Regions from separate parts of the Homo sapiens genome. Here region 1 is linked to region 2. The links are chromatin loops, found by intact Hi-C in ENCODE. Cell type or tissue: PC-3. All regions are shown on one strand. Links, peaks and the distances in the headings refer to the core of each region. The heading gives the core; the rest is flanking DNA.

The links. A loop is a pair of places that touch in the nucleus more often than their neighbours do. Peaks named below come from ENCODE experiments on the same cell type or tissue, not always from the same donor. Only the 100,000 strongest peaks of a DNase experiment are listed, where the experiment ranks them.
Region 1: a loop joins it to region 2, with 2.9 times the contacts of the local background. A loop is called at or near these places in 19 of 110 quality-filtered maps.

Annotation. Positions count from the first base shown.
Region 1 is chr12:15,774,647-15,785,488 of GRCh38, forward strand. All of the region lies in intron 1 of EPS8 (EGFR pathway substrate 8, signaling adaptor), which reads right to left. Among named protein-coding and RNA genes, the nearest start is that of EPS8, 9.3 kb to the right of the region's middle. In PC-3, for the core only: no CTCF peak of the experiment used is centred there; a DNase peak (open chromatin) is centred at 6,125; H3K4me3 peaks cover 1,052 bases; H3K27ac peaks cover 1,875 bases.
Region 2 is chr12:15,631,401-15,642,242 of GRCh38, forward strand. It overlaps EPS8 (EGFR pathway substrate 8, signaling adaptor), which reads right to left. Exons shown (of 21, transcript NM_004447.6): 16 at 10,322-10,430; 17 at 9,303-9,446; 18 at 42-264. Among named protein-coding and RNA genes, the nearest start is that of EPS8, 150 kb to the right of the region's middle. In PC-3, for the core only: no CTCF peak of the experiment used is centred there; no DNase peak of the experiment used is centred there; H3K27ac peaks cover 3,991 bases.

The DNA.
Region 1 (10,842 bases), core at 3,378-8,377, 140 kb after region 2:
ATAAAATATATATACACACATATATATATTTTAAACATATAAATATATAAATATATATATATATAAAAAATAGTGACCAAAATATTTGGTCCAAATTACCAACAGGGTGGGAAAACTCAGGGACTTTTATTCTTCCACAGCCAACAAAGTAATCAATGATTTGACAAATATTTATCTAAAGCCTTCTTTGTGCACAGAAATCTTTTTTTTAGTTCAGTGTATAATGGCCCAATCCATGCATGCTTAGTATTTAAAAGCAATTCTTGACCCTGCTACCAAACAATTAAGCTCCCTGCAGTGCAAATAAGGAAGTTTTTTGAAACAGATAGTTATGAATCTTTCATTCATAGTAGCTAACTAGAAACATATGAGCCAAACCCATTGTGAGTATCATTTCAGTGGTGTGTAATTTGAGAGGTGTGTTAGAATGCGCTTGGCCCCACTAAAGAAGGAGTCCACATTTTCCTTGCTTGCAAGTGAAATGCAAAAACAATTTTGCAACTTGGCAATTCATATGGCAGTCTTAAAGTTACCCACATTCAAAATTCAAGACAATAGAATTTTCCCCATCTCTAAGGTTTAACACTTTACGATCAGCCTAAGGTGTTACATATGAATTCATTTTATGAATAATGGCTTCTTCACTCCCAAAAGCTTGCAGGAAAAAATACTGAATACCGTATATAAAAATGACACAAACCACACTTGTCTGGTCTGATCTTAAATTGACCTTAATAGTTTAAAATCTTTCAAAGGGAGTACTGATATACTGTAATTTTCCCCAAAGCTCATAAATAGCCAACGTTCCTTTGTGGAATCATTGTAAAATACATGTAATTTGGAAATAGACTTATTTTATAAATCCACAGTACCAGTATATGTAGAAAAACAATACAAAATGTGAATATCATTACATTTGAATAGGAAAAAATGTGAATCTATATTAAGGAAAGAGGGCGAGAAAAGCAAAAAAGATTAGCCTTTATTTTCCAGATTTTTGAGCCCTTACCTAGAACCTGATGCTTCTGTTAAGTTTTTATGCTTCTTTTCATTTAGGTGTCTAACATCACGCAGTCCACAAGGATAAGAATGTTGTCTATCTTGTCAATTAGAGTATTCTCATTATTTAGTACTAGCACTTAATAGGCACTTATTTAATATTTCTTTATTGACAGATAAATTTCATTAACTGAAACAAAATTATTTTCTATTAGGTAAAGTTGTATATTCCAGGACTGTTAGATCAAGAAACTAGATTGGGTTACATTAAGCCAATGGGCCTGCTAATGATTTAGCAAAATTCCTATCTCATATATGCGTATCACAAGAAAGAACACTGGAAAAAGCTGAAATGAATCAAACCAGATCTGACACCACTACAACAAACAAAACTCACCTTCACATACAAAGGGCAGTTCCATATGTATTTTATTATATATTCAATATAAATTTGTGTACATATTTCTCTCCAGCAATTTTTCTTTTAAAAGAAATTTTTGCCCAAGTATTCTCCTTTCCAGTGATTGGTATGGTTGATATCAGTAACAGAAATAGCAAGAATAATTAGAAAGGGAGGAAGAAGCAGCTGAAATGATCATAGCTAGAAGCTTTTAAATGTAATTTTGGGGGGAAATAATACACTTCTGGCTGAACTAGTTTATCTAGCCTTAAAAGTTAAGCCATGTTCTCAAGTCAGCCCCTGCAAAGGAGCAATCCGGTACTCTTTTGGAAGAGAGAAAAAAACAGCTGGCTTAGGTGAGTGACCTACTCTAAAAACCTTCCCCTCAAGTTCACATGCACACTCTCAGGAACTAACACAGACCTAGATTGGCCTCTATGCATCAGCAAGCATTTGTTACACCTAATACCCAAAACCCAAATGATGCCCACGTTAGCCCAATAACGTCAATGTTAGCTAGAAATGTCTGGCTCAATCTCGCAAGAATAGGAATTTCCACATTCAGAACTGTCTTTTATTTTGCAGTTATTTATTGAATACTTATTCAATATACACTTAAATAATATATTGTTCCTTACAGCATATAATCAAAGTTCCCTAGATATAGCTTATGAAGAGCACAGTGTTAGTAAAAATGGCTGATGGGTTCTTGAGAATTTTAGCGTTTCCCCTTTTGCTACCGCCAAACTATTTTTATATCAGATTCTACCACCACTTGTTTTCCCAATCATTTTATCACTTTATCTATTAGTTTGGAATCTTATTGAAAATTTCATATTTCCCAGTAATGATAGTTTGATTTTATCAATGCCTTTGAAAACCATAAACATAACACAAAATGTATTTGCTAGCCATTGGATTAAATTATCCCATATTTTTAGGTCTTTTATCCTGTAGTCCAATGAGAGCTGATAAAATCATTCTTCAACTATTCTACTAACTGCCTGGCAGAGAGAAAAGATGAAAATAGCTAGAGATAACAGATATAGATGGAGGAAGGACATTGGAGGTAAGATGAAGTCACTTTTATATCTATTTTAAGATTCTTTACAATGCCATGGAGTAGCCTATATAAATTTTTTTTTTACATTATATAACTCAAGATATATTTTAATTCAAATTCTAAAATTCCCTACAGTGATAAGGGGTACTTACAAAGCAGAATGAAAAAAAACACACACACACACACAAAACAAAACAAAAAACCAACAGCATATGTTCTAATATATGACCAAAACCACAGTGGACCTTTCTAATCAGTATAAAAACTGAATGGTGTTAAGATGCATTCCAGTTAAAGTTAAGCACTGTTAACACATTTATTCCGGACTAGATTTCACTCTTTTCATAATGAGATTTTACTATTTCCAAAATCACTTACTTAGTACCCAAATAAGGTAAAGGCGATGAAGGCTTCAATCCCTCCTTTGTTTCAAACCCCCTAGCAGCCTAAACTTAACCTTCACTGTCATAACCACTATGAATGTCTCTTTTATTCAGACTTCTCTCTCCATGACTGAGATCTCACCAGGCAGTGAGAAAGAGTTAGAATAGTAATTGGAAAGCTATCAAAGTTATGAAAAATATACTTTTCTATTAAAGCCATCTGAGGATTGAAAAAGGGTGTCAGAAACGAGCAAAAGGAGGGGGAACAGCTGGGAGGAGGAAAAGAGTTGGGAAAGGGGGTGATGAAGGAAAGCCCACATGGTTATTTATCTGCTTCAAGAGTTGTAAAAGACTATTTTCTTGACAAGACCATGGAAAGTAGCCAGTCTTAAGATAAAGCTGAAAATGTGAAATGTGGACAAAGTTTATGGATGTTGTACTAACTGGGACTGAAACTTTTTGTTTCAACAGTTTGGGTAAGAAATGTAAAAAAATTAAAATAACATAGAAAGAAATATGCTTTAAACAATTTATTCTGTAATTCTGCAAACATAGCAAACATACAAATATACAAAAAATATAGACCTTATTCCTAAATTTAAAGGAAGTTATAATTTTTCCAATTTTTCTTACATATTATTGTTCAGGCTAGGCCACCATGGATTATTCATTTTAAAATAGAAGTGATAATACTTTAAGCAAATCTGAGAATTAATGCACACGAAAATCTTCAGAGGGTGATTTTCAACAATGATTAAAAACACTCTGACACACACTCTTCAGGCATACGCATTAATCCCACACCTTTGCATGCATGAGTATCATGTGAATAATGCTACAAGTATTGGACCAATGACCAGATTTTTATCACAGAAAGGATTCCATTGCTATTAAATTATTCAGAATCTAACAAGGCCCCACAAAGGAGCTAAATAAAAGAACTACTGACAAAATTAATGTTCTCTCGACTAAAAGGATCTTGATGTGCAAAAAACAAAACAAAAACACTGTAGTTTATGGTACACAGTACTTTTTTGAAAACAGACCACGCAACAGAGGTTCTGAGAATACAGATAAACACTAAAACAGTAAGGACAACTCAATCTGAAGATAGGGTTTCAAAAATTCACATTCCTGGATTAAAGAATAATATTTGTAAACTCCCAAACACATATAGTTTGTCATAAAACAGTTGAAGTTTTGAAAACACACTGCAAAGAGAAATTGGAGATTATGTACGCATGCATATAAACATAAACAAGCTGTTCATGCCTTTATGGGGGGAATAAAGGTAGTAAATCTACTTAAAGGTAGTGTTTTCATTTCTTCCATATATGAAAGAAACTATCAAATGCAGAGTTTGCATGCCCAGGCAGAAAATAAGTCATCAATTTACCAAGTTACTCACAAAATTAATTTCAAGAAATCCAAGTCCCCAAAAAAGAAGGCAAACCAAGATTTTAAAATGTAACAGACTTTTTCTTTCTTTCTTTCTTTCTTTTTGAGATGGAGTTTCACTCTTGTTGCCCAGGCTGGAGTGCAATGGCGCCATCTTGGCTCACCACAACCTCCTGCCTCCCGGGTTCAAGCAATTCTCCTGCCTCAGCCTCCCGAGTAGCTGGGATTACAGGTATGTGCCTCCAAGCCCGGCTAATTTTGTATTTTTAGTAGAGACAGGGCGTCTCTATGTTTGTCAGGCTGGTCTCGAACTCCCAAACTCAGGTGATCCGCCTGCCTCGGCTTCCCAAAATGCTGGGATTACAGGCGTGAGCCACCTTGCCCAGCAAAATGTAACAGACTTTTCACTAGCAAAGCAGTTAAAAGTATCTTCTATCTCTATCATCAAAAGTATATCTTTCTTTAAATTCTAAAAGAGCACTTAAAATCATCTTATTGTACATTCAGGTCTAAAATTACCATCAACTTTAAATGTCAAAATTATTGCAGAAAATTAGATAAACTGTAATCAATGTCTTCTCAAAAGAGACAGATTTTACACATATTTTTATTTGCAGCTTTGTTTTTCCACTTCAGATACTGGAAACATTCTATTGTTGCATTAAACCAACAAATATCTCAATAATATACATGTATTTCTATAATAAGGAATAACTTAGTAATATTCTAATGGTGTTAACAGAAGATAATTCAACAGCCCTCAATAAGGGACTTGAAAAATGTTTCTCCCTCATTTAAGTACAAACTTCTCTTCCTTCTATCAATCTTTTTTCTCACTATTTTTTCTTTCTCTTTTTCTTCTCCCCTTATATTAAAAACACAATTTTTCAATTATAGAACTCTGATCTCTTATCAAGCACATAATTCATTTAACAAGTTATTTTTTAGTACATTCCTAAATAGTATGTTTCAGGTTCTGTTCAGAAACTATGGCTTAGAATTTTAGACAGGCTTAAACAGGACTAGATCTGGCTTCATAGATTATTACATTCTTTTGTTGCTATGCTACTAAATGTAAGAATGGTTTGAAACAGGACCTCCAATTTCACCCAAAAACATGCAAGTTCTCTTTCTTAAATTCCATATAATCACTTGAGTATCACAGGACTGAAAAAGAACACATGAATTTGTTTGCTACATAAAGAGCTACATTTAGAAGGCCATGTGACTAGAAGAGAAGATTTATGCAATTCTTAAACAGGTTTGGTATCTTTATTCTCTTCTGCTACAATGTAATGAATACTCTATTGTATTGTTACTTACAAAAATGAAAAATAACTGCTCATTCAGTTCTTTCTAATACTCCCGTAAGCTCTGAATGTGGGAATGTGCAGAATTTCCCACCACTCCCATCATGCCAACCTATTCCGCACATGTCAAACATGCTCATCTTTCTACCTGGAGAGAGATGAGCGTCTCGCTTTGCCTCAAAAATTCATTCTATGAGACTCAAACATCACCTTCCCCAGTAAAGACTTTTCTGACTCCCTCGGCCACAGTGAGGCTCTCCTTTCTGCTATGTGCTGGGATAAACACACACACACACACACACACACACACACACACACACACACACACACAGGCATACACACTTTTCATTTAACATCCTCCATGGATAATAGTACCTACTTGACATTTCCACCTCTTTGATAAGAAAACCAAGGCAGATAAGGTCTGATTCCAAAGTCCATTGTTTGTTTGTTTTTTAATATATACTTCCTTCAGCTCCACACTGTACTAAAACGGGTGTCTGGCTGCCTCCATTCTCTGAGCCTTCTGACAACAAAAGGCAGAGATCCTGTCTTACTCATCTTTGTATTCCTGGTGTCTGGCACAGAACAGATACTCAACAAACACTCGATAAAAGATGAATGAATAAACAAATGAAATGTAGTAATGCTCAACTTCCTATGTGAGGAAAACTCATGCCCTTTTAAGTATTTATGTAAAAATATGATAATAAGTGCTAATTTCATTCAGCAAGCCTTTTGTGAGTGTGTCATATGGCTGACACATATGGTCATATGTTGGCCTTAAATACATCAGGGAACTTAACTGACTCAGTTCCCTGCCCTTGAGAAGCTTTAAATACAATGAGGGAAAGAAAGAAATAACTAGCTAATGCTACCATTATTTGCTTTATTTTGTCTAATTCCCCACAAATGTTTCTTTTTAAAAGATCCTCATTCTTTAAAACAACCGTGTTCCATCACCACATACCTCTGGTCAGTAGGATACAGATGAGTCAACAGAAAACAAAGCTAGAAGAATCTTTGTGGAGCTTAAATACACAAACTTTTTCGCTATTCTTGTTTGGCACAGTAGTAATTTGAGCAAGTATATAGCACAGTATTAAATAAAAGAATGTAATTAAGGACACTCTGGCCATCCTTGCCCTTTTTCTTTAATAAGGGCAGCACAACCAAGTGGAAAGGGCATGGATTTTGGAGTCAGGTCAGGGTTCTCATCCCAATTCGGTCCCTTTCTCCCCATGTGTGACACAAGTCACTTTTTCTTTCTGGGCCTATTCCTTTATCTGTAATTCTGAGATAAAGAAGCATGCCTTAAAGGGCTCTTGTAACAGTGAAAGAAGATAATGTATGTAACACCTGCCACACAAAAGGTACTATTATTATGTGAGCTGCTCCACCTGCTTCTTGAAGACTACTGGTTCTAACTTTAGTGCAACATTATAAATATTTCTAATCCTGTCCTACTCTGTTTTCTGTTGCTTATAACAGAATACCTGAAATGGGTAATTCTAAAGAAAAGGAATTTATGTCTTACAGTTATGGAGGTTAAGAAGTCCATGGTCGAGGGGCTACATCTGCTAAGAGCCTCCTTGCTGGTGGGGACTCTCCAAGAATCCCAGGACAACAGAGAGCATCACAGGGCAAGGGGGCTGAGTGTGCTCATGTGCTCACTCAAGTCTCTCTTCCTTTTCTTACAAAGCCACCAGTCCCACTCCCATGATAACCCCTTAATCCATTAATTCATGAATGGATCAATCACTTCTTAAAGGCCTCACCTCTCAACACTCTCACATTGAGGATGAAATTTCAACATGAGTTTTGGAGAGGACAAATATGTAAACTATAGTACATCACAATATCAATAACACAAAATGTATACCAAAAGAGAGGTACATTTGACTTTTGAAAAGCCAGGTTTGAACTACATGGGTCCACTTATACACAGATTTTTTTCAATAAATATATTTGGAAAAATTTTTGGAGATTTGTGACAATTTAAAAACACTCGGGCTGGGTGTGGTGGCTCATGCCTGTAATACCAGCACTTTGGGAGGCCAACTTGGAAGAACTGCTTGTGCCTGGGAGTTCAAAACCATCCTGGACAACACAGAGAGATCCTGTCTCTGCAAAAAATAAAAATAAAAATAAATTAGCCAGGCCTGGTGATACATGCCTATGGTTCCAGCTATTCAGAAGGCTGAATGGGGAGGATCACCTGGGCCTGGGTGGTTGAGGCTGCAGTAGGCCCAAGATGGCGCCACTGCACTCCAGCCTGGGTGACAGTGAGACTCTGTCTCAAAAAATTTTTTTAAATAAATAAATACAATAAAAACACAGACAAACCACGTAGCCAGGATAACAAAAACATTAAGAAAAAAGTTAGGTATGTCATGAATGCATAATATGTATATAAATACTAGTCTACTTTATCATTTTATGGTAGTAACCATAAAATTTATTAGAAAAAATTAAAATTTATCAAAACTTACACACACACGATACATAGTATCATTCGCGGTCAAGAGAAATGTAAACAAATGTAAAGATGCAGTATTAAGTCCTAACTGCATACAATTAACTGTAGTACATACTGTACTACTGTAATAATTTCATAGCCACCTCCTGTTGTTATTGCAGCGAGCTCAAGTGTTGTGAGTAACCGCTTAGTCCACTGTGTGATGTTAATCATCTCTGCGTGAGCAGTTCATCTCTCCGGTAAATTGTGTATCACAGTAAAAAATGATTTCTTGGTGTTCTCTTGTATTTTTCATCCTGTTTGGTACAATACCATAAACCTTGAATGAAAACGTGCCACTAGAGATGCCAGAAATGCTCCCAAGAAACAGAGAAAAGTCATGACATTATGAGAGATAAAGTTGAATTGCTTGGTATGTACCATAGATTGAGGTCTGCAGCTGCAGTTCCCAGCCCTGCCCCTCCATTCCCCCACCTTTTCAGAAAGAGGAGTCATCTGGTAAGCAAACAAAAACTTACAATATCAATAAGTACAATACAGTACTGGATTTTCTCTCCCTTATGGTTTTCCTAATAAAATTTTCTTTTCTGTAGTTTATTGTAAGAATACAATGTAATATACATATAATATACAAAATGTGTGTTAACAGACTGTGTTATCAGTAAGGCTTCCAGTCAACAGAAGGGTTACTAGTTAAGTTTTTGGGAAGTCAAAAATTATACAAAAATTTCTGACTGTGCAGGGGTCAGTGAGTCTAACCGCTGCACTATTGAAGGGTCAACTGTACTTGAAAAAAGTCACTTGTAGCAGGAAGAATAGCATGGGAAAAGATTCAAGACCACATAGTTAAGTCTCAGATTTCTAGCTGGTGCATACATCAACTGCCTCTTCTCAACATACACCCTGCAAATCCTTTATTCCAGATCCTTTTTGTGAAAAATCAAACTATTATTCCCTATGATAAGATCTAAAAGAACTGACAGATGTTACTCTATACTAACAATTCCATTTTCACAAAGAAGCATCTCTGAGTTAGTAAAAAAAAAAAAAAAAAAAAGAGGAAAATGAATTATGTACAATGTCTAGAAATAAATCTCAGCACACAGTACATGCTGTATTATATATTGGTTTCTAAGTCATTTCTCAACTGTTTACAGTAAGTAATTTTGCAGAACATGTAATAAAAATTTTAATAAAAACATTTTCAATTCTAAGCAATTTATAATCTATTAATTTAAAAATCACATTTACTTGTGCTGGTACAACTAGGAATCCATATGCAAAAAAAAAATTAATCTAGACACAGACCTTATACCTTTCATAAAAATTAACTCTAAATGGATCACATACCTAAATGTAAAATGCAAAACTATAAAACTTCTAGGAAAAACACAGGATAAAATCTATGTAGCCTTGGCAATGAGTTTTCAAATATAACACAAAAGCCTATCCATGAAATTGGTAAGTTGGCCTTATTAAAATTAAAGACATCTGTTCTGACAAAGACACTGTTAGGAAAATAAAAAGACAAACCAAACTGGGAGAAAATATTTGCAAAACACATATCTGATAAAGTGCCTGTATACAAAATGTATAAAGAACTCTTAAAATCAACAATAAGAAAACAACCCCATTAAAAAGTGGGCAAATGATCTGAACAGCCATCACACCACAGAAGATGTACAGATGAAAAGGGGTATGTGAAAAGATGTTAACATCATATGTCATTAGGAAATAGTAAATTAAAGTAACAATGACATATTACTACACACCTACTAGAATGGGTAAAATCCAAAAAAGCTGACAAAATCAAATGCTAGCAAAGATGTGGGGCAATAAGAACTCACATTCATTGCTGGTGAGAATGTAATAGTACAGCCACTTCGGAAAACAGTTTGGCAATTTCTTACAAAGCTAACCATAATCTTACCACAGGATCCAGCAATCGCACTTCTAGATATTTATCCAACGGATATAAGAACTTATGTCTACCCAAAAACCTGCATGTGAATATTCATAGCAGCTTCGTTCATACTTGCCAAAAACTGGAAGCAACCAAAATATCCTTCAATAGGTGAATAAACAAACCATGATATATCTGATAATGATAGAAAGAAATGAGCTATTAAACCTCAGGAAGACATGGATGAACCTTAAATGTGTATTGCTAAATGAAAGAAGCCAGTCTGGCAAGGCTGTATGATTCCAATTATACAACATCTGGAAAAGGCAAAAGTAAAGAGACAGTAAAAAGATACGTGGTTTTCTGGGAGAGGGGCTCACAGAGGTTATGAGTGAAGCCCAGGGGATTTGTAATGTGTTGAAATTATTCGGTATGATACTATGATCCTATAAGGATAGCTACATCAAATTAAGTATTTGTCAAAACCCAAAGAACTTCACAGGACAAAGAGTAAACTTTAATGTATGCAAACGTAAGCAAATCATTTAGAAGGTCAAGGAATCCCAAGGTGGAATGCAGATTGTAACAAAGAAATCTAACTGTATTATAAATGTGTGCTACAATCTCACTGAAAAGGATAGGAGGAAAGGTGCTTAGCTGACTAACTCTAGAAATGAGTAGAAGCTGTGAGACTAAAAGCAAAAGGAATAGTACATAAACACTGTACTCTTGATGCTAAAGTTGTTTCCCATGGGAGCACAGGTTAACAATTCCAATGCTGCTATACATCTATGATAGAAATGAATGATTAAGCAAATGTATGGCAGATGGTGCAAACCAGGTTTCTTCTCACTGTTGGAGTAAGTTTACATATAAACAAAGGGAGAAGGCTAGAATGATACCTGTG
Region 2 (10,842 bases), core at 3,944-8,943:
TAATTTGCAGAAGACATTTTTTGCCTCCCTGGGAAACTTACGGTCCACCGGAAGTTGTTTGTGTCTCTGGCTGTCTCGCACGATACTGCCACCACTGTCACTGGAGCTGCTGTTTTGACGTGTTATATTTGCTGGGACCTTTGACACAGGAACAGGTGCTGGAGTGGAAGGGGGAAGGGGAACAGGAACAGGAGCTGGTGTTGGAGGAGGTGATGGAGCAGGGGGAGTATCAGCTGGTCTTGGGCCATACTCCATCCTTTGTTTCTATAAAAAGACAAATAATTAACTTAAAATTTAAAAAATATAAACCTAGGCTAGGAAAACAAATTATACTTTGATAGGACATTGTTGGCTATTTTTAAACTTACTTGCAAACCCATTACTCATTTATCTGTAATCCTATATGGTATAATGACCATTAAAAATCATATTTTAAACATTCTACATAATTTGTTCAAAGTCAAAACATTAGTTAAGGAGTCACAAGGCTACGTCAATAGCAAATAGTAGTATTATAGTAATAAATGTCAAGAAAACAGAATTTGGGCTTGGAATCACACAAGATGAGGGGAGGCAGAAAGATTTATAATTATTTTTTAATTTATGCTAATAATAATTTCCAATTGCACTGGAAGTCTAAATGTCAACAGCATAAAGCATCACTTACTCATTTTAAATGTACGCTATATTCAAAGATTTTTAATTTTGTTTCCAATAAATAATTTTAAAATATTGGTATTATTTTGTTCAAGGCATAACTTTTTCTGCCATCATCTTAATGCTAATTTATTAAAATTAGAAATTTCCCTTGTTAAAATGGAAATGTCACGGGGTGGATGGTTGTGAGGGTAATGGTATGGTCTTTAAATGTTTATGATTGCAACTTACAAACGAATACTAGAAAGGGACCTGTGGCCATTTGTATTAAAAAAGGTAGGTGTGACAAAATGCTTTTTAATAATTTTAAAATCATGATTGTTAGGCATACTTATAAAACAGCATTTGTGCATATTCCCTATTTAAAACACACATAATAGTTAACACTTTAAATCTAAGTAAAATAATTTTAATAGATAATGCATTGTGAGAGTCTCCAAATTCTCAAAAGGCACATTTTCTTTTTAGAATCAAAGATACAGGACAATTATTTGTAATTAAGGCAAAGTTTAGATACTGCACTGGCACAATTTTAATTATTCTAATTTAGGATTAGCATATTACATGCAAAAAGACCTTTTGGTAATCTGGTCCTTTGATTAGAACAGTATTTACTTTTAAATTCTAAAATGGCCCAAATATCAGGTAGTATTGATTTTAACAGAGTCCTCCCAATTTCCACAGAGATCAAAAACAAAAATACACACCACACACAGACACATCACTTTTTAATTAAACTATTACTCAAAAACAACACATCAACCTTCATCAGTCCACTTCACGGCAAATGACTAACACCTGTGGAAACCGGTGTGGGAAGGAGCCCTCATTCTTTTCAGCTCGCTCTACTACTCACTGACCAGTGGGATGGGGTCAAGGAAGTGGGAAGCGTATTATGAAAGGATGGAAGTATATCTGAAAGGAGTGTTTATAATGCTGGTAGATGCTGAGGGAAGAAGGAGGGCAAGGAGGAGAGAGGCAGGACAGGAGGGAAGGAGGGAGTAAAGGGTAAGATTCTCAGAGTAAGAGAAGGAGTTAGGTGGGACAGAAACTGAGTTGCTAATCCCCTTAGCATTCAAGGCTTAGAAATATTTTTAATGTATTCAATACTGTATTAGAATGAAAGAATGAATTGTTATTATTATTCCCCACAAACAATCTTCCTATATTTGGGCCAATAAAATACTTAAAGCAGTCAAAATACAGCAAACATCACCAGAATGTAATACTTAGCACACACCAAAGTCATCTGATTAATGTATATGCAATGTTCCCTTGACAAGAATGTCCTCTGCACGTAATTTCATGAAGGGCAAATGAATTCTCACATTAGTGTTTCAAAAGCATCATAGTTTCAATTATTGTTTTTAAAGCCTAAACAAACAAAAATGCCATGAGCCCTGCTTTCCATATGATTCATAATTTTTGCTTTTGCTATTCATCAAATACTATTGTGAGAAAGTGAATAAACTGTGTTACTGTCACAATCAAGCCTGAAAACAAACTCACCAAATGTTCTGTGCTTTATTTCATTCATGCCATTGTTACATAATGCAACTTTATCAGTATGACCTACCAAAATAATAGGTTTAAAATACATATTTGATTAAAGAAACCCATATGAAAATGTATGCCATAAATTATATTTACTTGCATATTTTCCTCTTTCCTTAGTCCTCTCCTCCTGCCCCATGTTTCCAACCTCTGACATTAAAAGGGGCAAAGTACCTTCCTTGAATCGTGACAACTGGTTCTGAATGGCAACCTAGACAGCTCTTCCATGGAAACTGGTTTGAAATTCTTCATGTGGAAGAAAAAGAATCAGCACTGACTCCTAACGTCACTTTTCTGTCTCCCTCCCTAGCTTCTCTACTCCTCTTTACCTAACACCCAACTACTGTTCTTCCTTTCCTTATGTCTGTCTTTTGGCTATTTTTTGTTGAAGCTACAGAGTTAATGATTCCAACGTATCTCAGTTTACGTAATGTCTTGGAGAACAGAAGTGCACTCTGAACTTTTTTCTCCTGAACCAACGTACTGAAGCTCCAAATCCAAAAAAGAAATTCTGACTAACTGTTCTTGGTTGGCCTGAGACTTTCCCAGTAATTAGCACTGAAAGTTCCACATCTTCACAAACCCCTCAGACTCCCCAGCTGGGAACTGGGAGGGTTGGTCAGCCTGGTGTGGACCTACTTTTGCACCCAACTGTCACTTCCTTACTCTTGCCTGTGATAGCCCACAAACACAAAGTTCTGTTAAAAGCAAAATCTATCTTTTTGTCTCTCTTTCTCTGAAAGAAGGCAGAATTAATAGACCTCATAGGAAATTTACTTTCCTATTGATAATTAAGTTGGAATGAGTCACTTTTCTTTAGCAACTTAAGCTGAGTAGAAATTCTAAAGAATTAAAGAATGCTATTGAGAGATAAGATCCTGATTCATACAAGATGCTGCTTCAGAGGGGAAATTATGCAAGTAAGCGCAACAAAGCCATTAAAATTGAACTGTTCTTAAATATTTAACCTACTCTAAATTACACATTTTTCCTCTAAATTTGGTTATTTGGGAACTCTGCAGTGAAAACTAAGCACAGCTGGAACATTTGGAGGGTGTTAAGTTGAGAGACTGAATCCAAAAAATTATATTAAAAAGAAGTGCCATGAGGGAACGAATGTGGGTTACCTCTGACAGCTCGCCAAGTAATTGCTATTAGGAAAATGGAGCAAATCACATCAAATGAGAAAATTAATACAGGAAATGGAATTAAAATAATATCAATTATAATTCACATCAAATATCAGAAAGAGTAAATTAGCCTGACAGTAAAATTACATGCCCACAATCAACCAGTGAAGGAGCCTGTAAATCTATAATTAATTCCCATCACTATCTAGCCATGGAAAACTAATCATATAGATTCTACTATAGTAGAAACCGTGTAAAGTACTTCAACAGTAACTATTTGTATATTCAAGTAAAATACTAAGATATAGGTTTATTTTATTCCTATTGCTCATAAAGAATACAATTAGAATGCATTACATGTAAGAGTTATTCTTGTTTAATTAGCTGATTTTACAGAAGGTAATACTGCATGCATTATCGTGTGATTGTAATGAGCTTTAGTTTCAAACTTTCTAAGCAGCCTGAACATAGAACATTTAATAAAATTATGTACATGTGCATGTCAGACAGTAATTATCAATACTTTATATATGTATAAAAACACATATATATATTTATAGTGGGTATTATTCAAATTATCATTAAGAAGTCTCTGGGAAAATGTCAATACATGTGACAGAATAAAAAGTAAACATCTTTGTCTAAAAACCATGCCTATAATTAATGAGCAGAGTCTTCTGATATTAATTTTTAAAAAACACTTTTGAAGAACTGAATATTATCAGGAGGTTGGCCTGGCTGGAAGAATATAAGCCATCTTTGGTAAAATCGTCACTCTATCCAGCAGTAGCTAAATGTCTGTACTGAGCTTAAAAAACAGAGCACTAATAACATAGGCTGAAATTAGTAGTGTTAGCGGTTTAGTAGTCACCTGTACAAAACATTTCCACTTTTATTTTAGGGTGATTTAAACATGTATATAATGAATGAGAAGATTTTATACCTAGACTGGATTGTAGAGATCACATAACTGACTCCTTCTATTTCATGACCAAGCAAATTGGAACACAGAAAAATAAAATGCTCTCTTTAAGGACTAGAACCCTCACCTACCAATACCTAGATTGGGGCTTTTCACACAGTATCATATTACAGTATCTCTTGCTAGACAATAAAGAATATGGGAAACGTTTTGTTGAATTCACGTGACCACAGAGACTGGACATTCATAATTACTTGCATCTTGGTAGAGTAAGAATACCTATAACAATAATAAACGCATAGATAATAATTAAGAATATATGAAAGACTTCTTTAGTCAGTCCATTGGATATATAATAAATAACATCACGGGAGGAGGTGGTTTCTGCTCTTGGCATATACCTTGCAAATTTAAATGGGCAAAAGGGTAATTCTAGCAGACGAGCAGTCACAGGGCTAGAGGTCAGAGAATCAAGTCAAAATAAAGATCAGGAAACTTTATGTGGCAAGTAGCTTCCAGGTGGGGAGAAAGAACCCTGGATGTCCATCTGCTGCCCAGCTAAAATACTACAAAGCCTTGGAATGCTCTACAACATTTTTATCAAGACATGTTATCTCTCCATAATCTCTCCTCAGCATTTACTTCCTTTTCTCTGTGGTTTATTCAATCTTTTGTGTCAATATCTTTTGTAAATTTTTATTACTTTCTCTTTTATGTTTAAAACTTTGCTGAAGCCATGGGGGAAATACATTAGGTGGGAATGGTTGTCTTTACAGAGCTGTTAAAAATCACTTCAAATGTGAGGATATTAAATAGCCTAGACTCTCAGGGACACCAGGTGGCAATTCAACACCTATTCACTGCCTGGTATGAGCATCCCTGTCATCAGAACAGAATCTCTGATAAAAAGTGTGTGAACAATAGGCAAGAGCTGCACTTGTGCCCTTCACCCAGAAACTGCCATTATTTATATATATGTCTTTATAGGAAATGTAAGGGTATAAAAATAAGAGTCATGACTGTCCCTTTTTTTAAGTATTTGGTGACTCACAGATGTTGCATGGAAATAGTTTACATCTAATTCCCTTATTTCCACCACTTACAAAAATGTCCTATTCTAAGTAAATCATATAATTTGGGTTATTTTCCTAAATTATAAAATAATGAACAATACCATGAAATCCAGTGAATGGATACATAAAGCAAAAATCAAATTCCAAGGATTGTGACTGATCAGATCAACTTTTATCACAGTATAATGCAAAGTAAAGCTATTCTGAGAAAATATCACTTTAAACATTAATACAGAGAAAAACTATGGGTTTATACAAAAAGAGATGACAATCTTTGTTTTTTCTTCTTTTTCTTCTTGTTTTGAGACGGAGTCTCGCTCTGTCGCCAGGCTGGAGTGCAGTGGCACAATCTCGGCTCACCGCATCCCCTGCCTCCTGGGTTCAAGCGATTCTCCTGCCTCAGTCTCCTGAGTAGCTGGGATTACAGGTGTGTGCCATCATGCCTGGGTAATTTTTGTACTTTTAGTAGAGACAGGGTTTTGCCATGTTGGCCAGGCTGGTCTCAAACTCCTCACCTCAAGTGATCTGCCTGCCTCGGCCTCCCAAAGTTCTGGGATTACAGGCGTGAGCCATTGTGCCCACCCGAAATGAGAACCTTTTATAATCACTATTCTCTAGAACAGCAGAATGCAACACAGCACAGGCTCTGGATCCAGAGTGCTGGGGCCCAATCCTGGCTTCATACAGCTGTATAAATCTGGGCAAATTATTTCTCCTACACCTTAGTTTCCTACAAAAAAATGTGCCTCCTTCACAAGGTTGTTGTGGGAATCAAATGAATTTGGATTTGCGAAGTGCTCAAACAATGCCTGGCACAGCATGAGCACTGGCCACGGGCATATCTTCTCTAGAGAGGAGTATCTGTGAATGTTGTTTTCTGTGAATGTGAAGCAAATTTAAGTAATGAATCATTGCTTCCTTTTGGCAGCATGGTGCAGGAATCTAAAATATTTTTGTTAAAGTTTCTTTATATTTCTTCAAAGTTTTGATATCACTGGATGAAAGAGACAGATGGAAGAGAAAACAAATGTGTGGGCCATATCTGAGGAGGAGAAAGAGGGTCACGCTGCTCTTGATACAGCAAGCATGCAGGAAGGAGCAAAGCCATGGCAGATGACCTGTGGACTCATGCAGGCTTTCGGGAAGGATCTGCTCGGCGCTAGGCTTTCTATTGTTCTTTTTACCAAGTGTGTGAGATGCCAGTACTCAATATGTATTTGTGGAATGAGTGAATAAAAAGATGAGTAAGACATAAAATTGTAATCCAGTTGAGTTTTATAAGGTTAGGGTATTAGGATCAGTGGAATCTACATAAATATGGTGGTATCTTAATTATCATTCTGAAATAAGTTGCAGGATTCTTCCTTAGATATTTTAGATATGGGTATCTGGTGTTGTAGAGATATAAAACAGTAGATATGGGTATCTACTGTTGTAGAGATATGAAACAGTAGATATGGGTATCTACTGTTGTAGAGATAGAAAAATGACTGGCACATATTTCCAAGGATGTTTTCTTTTCCATTTTACTCTATTCTTTTTTTAAAGAATATATTATAAATGTTTTGAGAATAGGAATCCTTTTAGAGTAGGATTTATGCCAGATAGCAGATAGCAAAGCAGACTGTGAAGCTTGCTTATTAAAATTTTACAAGGTCTTAGTGGTTTTGTTGAGCTCAGCCCAAAATTTTCAGGAGGTGTTAAAAAGCAGATTGTTTTTAATACATTTTCAAAGTAGGGCCCTCAACCTGAACAGCATACGCTTCTGCATACACACAGAAAGCTTCTGTACACATTTCTACACACACCACTACATTTGTAGTTGCAACCCGAATTTTTAAGAAGAGAGTAGGATAGTGTTGAAAAGTTTAAAACGAAATAGCCAAATAGGCAATCCCTATAAGAACCACAAGTTTCTATTTACATAAAGTAGCAAAACAAACTCCTGAAACTTGTGAACTCTTAAAAACATTTCTTGGGTTGTGCCAAAGTTGACAAAAATAAAAGATGAGGTTCTGTTTAAGAAAGGAGGAATAGGTTTGACATTCTCTGAAAATACTTTCCCTGCGTATGATATATATTAATAGTTTTGGTTCAGTTTTAGACAGAAGCAACCTTTTAAACAGAAAAGTCAACTTATGGCTCAAGCCAAGAATCAGAATTAAAGAAAAAGACAAGACTGAACAGTAAACAGCAAAAGGTAAGAGATATTAAACTTTTCAGGAATATCAGGTAGGAGAAAATTCCTATTATAGAATTCATACTATTTGCATGTTTTTTATTTTATCGCAGTTTGCTTATTCCTAGCAACCACACACACAAATAAAACAAATTTGGATAATTGTTTTCAAAACTTAAAATATAAACTCTTGCCTTTTGCTCACATATGGGGATCAGGGATATCCTTTATGAATAGTGCTTCTCATAGCTTACCATGACCTGCATATTAAAATTAGTTGATATAGCCCAAAGGTATGTACTCTACCATTATTTTAAGTATAGGTTTCAAGCATATACTACCTCTATGGGAAAGAAAATGAAGAACTGGTATTCATGAACCAGACAGAAGCATATATTATATTAGGTAAACAGATATTAAACTCAGAAAAGTAGGAACTAAGAAAAGAAAAAGGTATAAAAACTAAGAAAATTCACTTCAAAAACCCATGGGAAATGGAGGAGACCATACCTTGAATAACTCAAACTCCTTCTTTGGCATCAACAGCTAATGACAAATGATGAACATAAAATAAGTACATAATATATATATGCACATGAGGCCAGCCAAAACATAACACAGCAAATAATTTCCATTGCCATCACTTTAAGTTACCGAGATAGAGAAACTATACACAAATTCTTTATTTTGAATGTTTGCTTGATTCATGGATTCTAGTAAGGCCAAGTCCCTCTGGATAAGCACAGGACTGACACCAGGCATGAATGTCATGAGGAGCCAAAAGTACTGAAATAAATTGTCACGGCAGCAGAAGTATGACCACAATTCCAGCTTTGGACAATCTGTATTTTTTTAAGCCTAGATCTGGCATAAAAATTAACTATTTCACTGCATATTCTACGCAGCTTCTACTCAAATTCATGACATTATTATGAGGTCAGATGTGATCTTTTTCTCGAGACTTTGAAAATTAAAAGAGTTCTTTCTGGGGGAATGAGAAGCCACCCCAGGTTCACTGGCTGTACCTGAGAGAGTCCATCCATTCTGTCTTTGTTTACAGACCTAACTCTAGAGAGCCTGGCACAGGTCTAAAATTCCGGAGTTTAAGAGCAAGTTAATTCAGATGTTAGGGTGAATGAGCTGACCAGGGTCACTGAAATCCTGAAAATGTGGCATGGGCCATAAGAATGGACCTTCATGGGCCTTCAATGAACAAGAAGAGAGAGCCTGACCTATCTAATCTATATCCTAAGTACCTTTTAATCTTAAAATCAAGAGAGGAAAAATATTGTAATCCAGGTGAACAGGTACTCATGTATTAGTGTAAGGTGAGATGAGTGCAAGTTCAAGGCTGGTCAGTGGCAGAACATTTAAGAGACTGAAAGCAAGGGCTGGTGAAGGTGAACTGCTGGACACCATGCCGTGATATCAGTGCCATCCTCTATCAAGAGGAAGCCCCTGGTGGATAGCAGAGCTGTGGGTAAAAAGACAGAAATACCATTTCTTCAAATGTCAGAAATACTACAGATTGGGGAAAAAAAGCATTCAGAGAATCAGGTACCTACTGCTAAACATCTTGAACAATTTCTAGAAGTAAATCAGAAAACATATGTGTAATTCTTCCCTGTGTCTCTCACCATTGCCACTCCCCCACCAATTACTCTAGAAAAAATATATAACCAACTACATCTCAAAATGATCAATACACAAAGGTGTTTAAATCCTACTTAAGAGTGATAACTTCGTAAATGTGTACATACTACATTTTACTAAGAAATCATGCTCACCTGTATAGTATGAGTATAAGGTGGATCAGCACGCCCCAATCCAGATTCTGGAGGTCTCACAATATCCAAAATGTTATTTGGCACAAATCCAGAGTCTCCACTTGCATTTCGAACTTTCCACCATTGCTTCCGATCATCAAGTATCTGTCATGTACAAGAAAATAAAGGTATAATTTCCATATAAAAGCCATTCTACGAAAGAAGTTCCCTAGACTTCAACAAAGAAAATTTTTCTACTTCTGATAATTAACTCAGCATCAACATAGTGTTGATTGAATGATTCTCAGGAATTACACTAAGAAGACATTTATGAGTATACAGTAGGTAAGGTATCATTATGGTGAATCTACCCAAGGTCCATTTTACCTCCAAAGAACAGCCTGCATTATTTGAAGTACTTAAGGACTAAAGTACTTAAAGGACTTAAGGACTAAAATGACTCTTTTGGAAAGCCCCATTGTCTCCATTTTGGTGATAGAAAGAAAAAGTATATAAAAATTACTTTTTTTCCTTACAAAATTTATTGTGATAATTCACCTTATATATTCAAGAAGATGAACTGTCAATTAGAATCTAACAAAGAGAAGTTGGTGTTGTGGTGGATTATCCCTAACATTATTAGCTCAATGACTGCTGAGTATATCTGTGCAAGGATATAGGATTAAAAAAAGAATGTTGTCTCTTATTGAACTATTATGTGCATCCACATCTGAATTGTTAACTAGTCTTGACTCCAAAATGAATAAATATCAGAAGAAGAAAGAGGGCAAGGAAGAGAGCAAAGGAAGTTAAAAAAAAACCCACCCTGCCACTCCCCACAAAAAACAAATAAAGGAGTATTCTAAAGCTATCCCCTTAGAAGGAGTATCTATATACCCCTACTAAATAGATGTAGATATTTCTAATATACTACGTCTTTAGTAATATAATACTTTTGAAGGAAAGTTTAGTTATATACCAAAAGAGTAATACAATAAAACTACTTTATTAAGAGTATAAAAAAGAAAAAATTATATTACCTCTAAAATATCATCCTTTAGAACCGAGAGCTCACTGTTGTTCCTTGCTACAAAGTCATACTTGGATTTGGCATATTTCTTGGGTTGTGTTTTGAGTGGTTCATAATTTCTATAAAAAGAAAGAAAAAAGATTATTATTCTGCTAGCTCTTCCTAAAGGATAAAAATGGAAAACACTGAGACAAGCCAAATCCTACCAGAAAACTTTCTGAAAAATTACAGCAGTTTCATTTTATTATATTTTACATTATGATAAATAAAAGTTACTTTAAAGTTCTTGCTTTTAAAATGAACAAATTATGGCCAGGGATAAAAACAAATAATGCAAAATCACAAGGCCAGGTGGTACTTAGCCAAATCCAGAATCCAAGTCTATGAATTCTTTGTCTACTAAATACACATACTGGATATTATGTTAATTACCATCTCTACCATAAAAGAACTAGATAAAGATAAATGTTAGTATTTTTCATAAAGTTAAAGGAGACTGAAGATAATTTCCATAGTGGTAATTTTAGTTAT